Linked DNA regions of Mus musculus: region 1 is linked to region 2. Evidence: chromatin loops called from intact Hi-C (ENCODE). Cell type or tissue: left cerebral cortex. All regions are shown on one strand.

Region 1 (4,000 bases), 100 kb before region 2:
TTGTGTTATTCAGCCTTTACATTGCTGAGACTAAATACCCAAGAGCCGAGTCAGTGGCACACTATAGTAGGAAAAGTTTACAAGTTTAGTGTACTGACAGAGATGGCTGTTCCTTTCTCAAGGCAGGTAGTCATGGGGAGATTAAGTGTCAACAAAGACCAGTCCAGTGAAAGGCTGTCAGAACAAAAGTGACAGCCCAAGATGCATTGTGATCTTTCCAATGGATGAGGGTTGAAGGGGTACTGTTTCTAATTCAGAGACCATGGCTGTAGATTATGCTCTACACCAGAACTTCCTGTGTTACGGAAGCTGTCAACACACACACACACACACACACACACACACACACACCACAGTTGGGTGGGTAGGGAGGTGGGGACAATTTTGGAGAAGTTGAAAAAGGGGAAAGAATATGATCAAATATAATTATGAAAATTAATTTAAATACTCATAAAATAATAACAGCCCACTCTACCAAGCATTCAATAAACTTATTTCAATCTTACACTAATAAGAGAAATGAAAAGCTGGGTTGTGGTGTTGCACACCTTTAATCCCAGCACTTGGGAGGTAGAAATAGGTAGATATCTGAGTTGGGGGCTAGTTTGGTTAGCAGAGTAAATTCCAGGACAGCCTAGAATACACAGAGAAATCCTGTCTCAAACACAGCCTCTCAAAGGGGAGTAATTAAAATGGGACTTCACATTTATAAAAGAAAATTAATTATGACAGAATATAGCAGACAACAGGGATGGCTAGGATTAGGGACAATGACTTGGTCATCTATTCTGGATATGCCTCCTGGAAGTGTCACAGATTAGCCTGACGGAAGCCAAACACAGATGTTTCATTTTGCTTTTAAGATTTTTCAATAGCCATCGCTGGATAGATGGCTCAGCAGTTAAGAGCACTTGTTGCTCTTGCAGAGAACCCAAGTCAAGTCCCAGAAACAACATAGCAGCTCAAAAATATCTCTAAGTACAGTTTCAGGGGATCTGATGTCCTCTGCCCCCCTAAGGTATGAGGTATACCCATGCTACACATACCTGCAGGTAAAATACTTATATACATAAAAAATTTTAAATTAATTTAAAAAATTGATTCTACACAGAGGAGATACTGTCTGTCCTACTGTCATGTTAATTTTCAGTAAAATATAAACGAAAGCTGAAGAAAACTATCAGTTTCTGATGTTCAAATATATGGGTTGATTTTTAAAGAATAAAGAAAAACATACAATTTTGGTGAGAAGTAAAGAAAAAAACTATATATATATATTTGAACCAGCAGGCTGGTAGAGGTGAAGACAGAAAGGTGGGACTTTACCGGACTGGACACTCTTTTATGGTTTCTGACTTAAAGCCATCTACTCAACCAAACCACTCAGTTTCTTTCTCACTGAATCCAGTAGTGTCTGCTCTTCTGGTAAGTACACTTTTCTTTTTACGTTGTCAGGATCTAAGACTTCAAGGAAAGCTCATGGTCTTAAAACATTTTTACTCCTGTAGAGAAGTGACCCATGGGGAAGAAATCGCCCACACTTCAGCTTGCATGAGAGCACAAGGCAGCCGTGCTGCCTCTCAGAATTACTGAGATTGTGAAGCCAGTCAGCCAGCCGCAGAAAGAAAACCAAGAAATTCGGTGGTTTGAATTATCCTCCAAATTGCCCAAGCTACACATTCTGCAAACATCTGCCTTACCCAGCCCAAGAGCTTTTAGAATCTACTTGAAGCCAATCAATGCTTTATAAATGGTTTTTTCATGGTATTAGCTTTAGACTCATTGCCCATGTTGGTTAACACAGCTATACAAAAAAGGCTTTTTATCCTACACACAGAAGGCTTCGACTTACTTGGGTGAAGGGCCCACAGTAGTCATGATTCCTCTTTAAGTAAAGATAAATCCCTCTTCTCCACCTGAATCCCAACACCTCAATATCAGCTACTTGTGGTTGCTCCAGCGTAAATATCCAAGACCATTCTCTAACTCTACATGCTAGAGAGGCTGGCGTTTCTTAATAAAACAAGCACAGATTTGGTTGTTTTCTCTAAGAGAGAAAAGCTTTTTCTTTGGCTACCACATACTGTACAGAGAGTGATAAGCATTCTCTTACTAATGTCAAGGTCAATGATGAAGACACAGAAAATTTTACCTAACAGGTAGTCTATATTGGTGGTAAACTTAAGGTCTCACAGTATGGCTTCGTAGGCTGATAAATTTAGCTCATTCCTTGAAGTGGGAAGAAAGTGGAGAGCTGCATTCTAAGAATCAACAGGACTTTGTTTACTCAGAAGACTTCTCCCAGCCTCAAGTTGCCGGGCTTTTTAATTTTTTCCCTCCTTTGTCCTGGTGCTGTAAGTTTATCCTTGTGGTTTGGTCTTGCTTTCCCTGTGGGCAAACCACATAACCACTTGGCCTCATCTTATGTATAGTAAGACAAGAACCACACACTATAAACTGGGATATTACTTTCTTTTGAGAAAACACAATGAAAGTATGCCTCCTTATCATTGCAATGGCCTTTCAAAGCCAAATAAGCAATTTACAAAAGCTAGAAGCTACACATAGAAGGATCGACATTTCATTTTGTTTTGCTTTTATAGGCTGTGCTATGGACCTGCAAAGGGAAGCTATCCTTGCTCTGTTACCCAGGGTAACGTGGCTAATCTCTATGGCAGCCTGCTCAACACCTTCTCTAAGCCTCCATTCGATGATGGAAGATGCTTTTTTGACATCAAGCTCCAGCACATTATCTGTCTACCCAGTTACCAGCACACAACTATAGGAGGGAAGGCAGACAAAGAGCCATCCCTTATTATGAATTACCCAGAAAATTCTGCCTTGTAAATACAGAGTTGTGGTCTGCATTGGATGCTACTTTCTATCAAAATTCTTTCTGGTCCATGTCAGTGCTCACATGTAAGGAGGTGCCACCACTTGAAGCCTGCTTTATAGAGGAGTAAAAGACCTTGGAGATACTTTTAGTACCTGTGAAGTAAGTAAATACACTAATAGCGCTGAAATAACTAGACATACACACTTGAAAATCACTCCCTCGGGAGCTTGCTGACAAATAGCAGTGCTGGGCTCTGGATGTGGAAGACACAGAGTCAGCTGAAATGAATTCCCTCTCTCCCGTTCAAACCTTCCCACCCCAGGGTTTACTCCCCACATTGAGCCTGAGCTCCTCTGACTCCTGCCTCATTGGCTCCTGTCCTTTCCTTCCTCCCACCTGATTCCCCTATTCTATCGCACTCCACTCTCCCTGACTCAAGGAAGGAGGGATCCTGTCAGCCTCCCCAGGGAACAGAGATGATGCTCAGGGGTCAGTCAGCTTCTCTTTTGCCTGTTCATGGGTCTGGGACGGAAGGTCAGACACAGAGTCACCACCTAAGAAATTCAAAAGGCCAGGAACCTGGACTGAGGAAGAGGCTGGCACAAGGCTATGATGTGATAATGATGCACTTGAACAGTTCAGCTGGGACAATGTCACTAAGCTGATCAATTTTAATCAAAGCAGCACATACTTCTAAAGCTCAGGGGCAGACATCATTTGAAACGACCCATAGATGAGAGTTAGACAGCTTGGCTGTGTCTCTAATTCAGCTTCTGAGGGGATTATCAATAAGGACAAAATGGTATGTGATGGTATAGGAGAATTGCAGAGAAATAGAAAGCAATTCACCCACTAACCACATACTTTAGATATAGGTGCAAGAGTGAGGTAGCTAGGTGGCTTATAGGAATCCGGTCTATCTTTCAAAATGTAGTAGAGGGTGTATCTCCTGCAGTGCTGACCTACTGTGTGTAGAGTGAAAACAGGACTGTCCCAGAGCACAGGTGGCATCTTCCATCCCAGATTTAAAAAAATCAGAAAATGAACATGATTGCATGGAGTTTGATTAAACTACATATCAGAAGTGGCTAATTTAGGGGCTAGAGAGGTAGCTCTGAGATTAAGAGCATGTATTGCTCTTGCAGAGAATCTGAGTTAGGTCTC
Region 2 (4,000 bases):
TCCTTGTGCCATCTTAAATGAATCTGTCTCTGATGGAACCACAGATAATGAAGCTCCAAGAACAGGAGATGAGGCTGCCATATACAACATAGGACCTCAATGACCAAACCCACCAGGCCTTAGCCAAGGTTTTTCACAGTTCTGCTTTGAGAAGACACCAGGGTCCCACAGGGAACCTTAAGGTACTGAGCCACAGCTTTCTATAAGCTGTTGGGTTCAGGCCTATTAGCTAGGGATGTGGGATTTTTTTCAGGCTAAACTTCAGTGGAACTGTTGGAACTGTGTCTCAGGCTCTATCTACTCTGGATGAGACTCACTACACTCCCTAGCCCATTCAGTTATCTCTAGGAAACCAAGAAGCTGGTCCAAATTGGGCCCTGAGGCAGGTGAGCTGCAGTAGAGATGTGGAGGCAGAAGTTCTTGAGAGAAGGGCAATCAGTAGCTGGAAAAGAATACACACTGTGATGGGGGTCAATGGAGGTCAGGGGCCCTGGCTTACTTTTAAAAACAAACAGCCCCACATAAGATTTAGATAATTATAGAGGGAAAGGCTCACATGATTAATGCTGGGGTGGGGGACCTTTTGTACAGTATTACCATGAAAATGAAAAGCAATATTTCAATAGCATAGAAAAGTCTGATAGTATCATACAAAAAGAAAACAATAGTCACTAAAAATATGAAGCAATGATTGTTACAGAAACCCACAGAGGCAATACATGCATAAAATGTTTTAACTTCCCCAGTCTTCACAGGAAACCAACACATATATAAACAATAATTTGATACAGTTCCCTCAGAAGAATATTAGTGAACACTGTTAGAACAGGGATAAAAAATAATCCCCTTCATACCACTCTGGTAGTAACGCTGACCACCAAATTCATTCGGGCAAGTATCTAGCAATAGTTATTAAAGCCACATAACCTTGGATCCAGTGTTGGTATTTTAAAATCCCTACAATCTAGAAACATATAAACTAAGCCTTTGGGGAGTAATGAATGTGATTGAACTTCATAGGAAAAATTGCAAACAATCGAAATACTCATCCAAAGGGGAAAAGCTATGTGGACAAAGGAACACATTCTATTGAAGACTGCGGCTACGAAGGGATAAATAGTAAATATCTGCAGTGAGAGAGGCTGAGATCACTCAAACACACACAAGGGGATAGCGTTACATTAGGTCTGAGCATCGTTCAACAAAATCAATCAGTCAACATGCAAACTGCTGCAAGTGTTAGGTGGAGGCTCAAACCCTATGGGTAGTTCTCTCTGCAGCATCCCAAAGGAGAGTACGCCAAAGCAGTCACCTGTGCCCAAATTTCAAAATAGGTTTTCCTTGTGTGGCAAGAGGTCATATGCAAAGTTATCTGCAGGTTGGCATTCCATCTTCTTCCCAAGGCTGTGATATGCAGAGAACTGACTTGGGGGTCTGGAGATGTGAGTACAGTGGAAAACAGGGCAGGAGGCCAGAGAGCTGGAGATGCAGCTGCCTGGGCTGTGACTACTGTACCTGCTCCCTTACTTTCCCTGTATCCCATATCATTCTCAGCCCTGAGACTCCCAGATCTGAGCCACTCCTGAAGAGTTGAACCAAATCCTTTCTGTGCTTTCAGAGATGCTTTGTCAATTTTGGTTAATTTGATCAGCTATCTTTAGTAGTGGCTGTCTTGCAGATTTAAAGACATGCTGGGTGTTTGTCAAGCTGTATGAGCTGTACCCTTTTCTTCCTTTTCTTCCTTTTCTCTTTTCTTTTCATTTCTTTTCTTTTCTCCCTTTCCCTTTACTCGTAATCAAACCCATGTTTTGTAAATGCTAGGCAACTGCCTAACCATTGAGCTATATTTTAGTCCTTGCACCCTTCTTCTAATATACTGGTTCAACCTCACCCTTCCCCAAAACAGCAGACATATTCTAATAACTGTCTAATTAAACAAAATTACCAATGGACTTTGGATCTTTTATATGATGAAATAGAAACCACCCCTGTACTATATGATGTATTTTAGCTTCGTGTGCTTATCTGATAGACAATCTTTCTTTTAGGGAGGAAGGACTGTCCTCAACACACTCTGGAGAATGGACTCAAGATTCTAATCTAATACATCGTTCTCAGTGTGTGCATATGCATGTGCGTGTGCGTGTGTCAGGGTTCTCCAAAAAGCCCTGAAGAGGAGTGCCTTCAGCTGATACTGCAGTGAACACTGATTTTGTTTGAGCATCCAAAGCAATGAGACAGAATGTAATACTACCACAGAAGGCAGAACCCACCACACCCACTCAAGACACTTGTGATTGTTGAAGTTGGCTCCATCTGCCACTACTCAGAAGACTGCATGTTGCACAAGTCCCTGGAGACTAGTATTCCAAAGTGAAAAGGAAAAAGGATTGTCTCTCCAATTATACTAAGGAAATGCAACTCTTAAAGGCATAAGATTCTGTTTCAGGATTCTTCTGGAAGCTTGGTTTGTAGCAACCAAAGTCCATGTTCAAAGGGAAGTGCCCCCCTTAATCACATTAAATATCACATCGCAAATGGCACCTTTTTTTTTGTTTTGTTTTTACTCTAACCCAGGATGTTTGAAATCTCAGGTCATTCTGTGTGAATATCCCAGGCCTTGAAGGCTAGCACCAAAATGTCAGGTTCCAGGTTCAGTAAGAGACTGTGTTGCAAAAGCAACAAGGTAGAAAGAAACAGAAAGACATTTGACACTGACCTCTAGACACGGACACACACACACACACACACACACACACACACACACACACAGAGAGAGAGAGAGAGAGAGAGAGAGAGAGAGAGAGAGAGAGAGAGAGAGAGAGAAACATATAGACACCAACAAACCCAGCCCTTCCACTCCTTCCTTCTTCTGGCTAGTCATGTTATAAGTGGAAAAACACAATTTCCTTTCTAATCTTAAACACAATGGCTCATGTCCTTGATGTTGATGTCTTTTGACAAGGGCTGGCAGGATTCATCACTGAATTCACAACAGTACTGAAACAGTGAGACTATGCCCTGCACATTAAAGTGTTCATAGTGAGATGAGTGTTGCCCTGCTCCAAATGTTCCTAAACTCTTTGTTAGATGGCAAAGTCGACTGCCAGGCATGCTTCTTTGACTTCCTTTCATCATCCATGTTTTCTTGGGCCTTCTTCCCTTACTTTTTCCAGAAAACACATCCAGGGGTGGAGGTCTCATTTTACATTGTTTTCAGAAATGCTTTGAGCATTTGGCTTCACTCCAACCAGACTATGTATTGGACTTTTCCTTTCTAACATAAATATCCTCTAAAACATGAGTCTGTGAGCCTCCTACCATCCATGTAGCCTTGACTTTCTAATCCATTCTAGGTCCTAATGTCGTCTTCCCAAAGCTTCTGTTTGACCCAGGGTGAACTTTCAAAATCTGTAGACTTGTTTCTCTGTCTAGTTATGAACCATTAACCATAAAAAGTATAAACACAATGGTAAAACATTTTGTAAAATAAATTGAAGCTCTAAGATTTCTACAATCTAGCTAGAAACATATAAACTAAGACTTATAGGAGTAGTGAATGTGATTACACATAATCAAAAAAAAAAAAAGGAAATAACCCAAATGGGGAACTATGTATGTACTCAGTAGAACATATTTTACAAATGTTTCTTATTAAAATGCTAAGCAGCAGGTGCTCAGTATGAACATAGGACAAGAATGTGCTCAAACTTCTATAAAATGCACTACCCCATTTTTATTTACCTGTCACCTTCTGTAAGAGTTCCTTGTAGATTCCATATCTGTGCTATTTAAATGGCACAGATGTAGACAAGACCACCATCTGATTCACAACAAAGGATCTCCACCTGAGGCAGTATGCGGGCAAGGAAGGATCTACTCAATGAGGTACTTGGTCCATTGACCTGTGTAAATAGGAAGTGAACCTTGACTTTCATATCACGCATAAAAGTCATGATAGAGAGATCAGCGGTTGAGTATAAAAAGCACAATGATAAAA

What was found. Hi-C counts contacts between places; a loop is a spot of excess contacts. Peaks named below come from ENCODE experiments on the same cell type or tissue, not always from the same donor. Only the 100,000 strongest peaks of a DNase experiment are listed, where the experiment ranks them.
Region 1: a loop joins it to region 2, with 2.5 times the contacts of the local background. A loop is called at or near these places in 1 of 42 quality-filtered maps.

What each region holds. Positions count from the first base shown.
Region 1 is chr2:148,257,884-148,261,883 of GRCm38, forward strand. No RefSeq gene overlaps it. Among named protein-coding and RNA genes, the nearest start is that of Gm36597, 89 kb to the left of the region's middle. In left cerebral cortex, no CTCF peak of the experiment used is centred here; a DNase peak (open chromatin) is centred at 1,571.
Region 2 is chr2:148,362,443-148,366,442 of GRCm38, forward strand. No RefSeq gene overlaps it. Among named protein-coding and RNA genes, the nearest start is that of Gm39957, 27 kb to the right of the region's middle. In left cerebral cortex, no CTCF peak of the experiment used is centred here; a DNase peak (open chromatin) is centred at 2,284.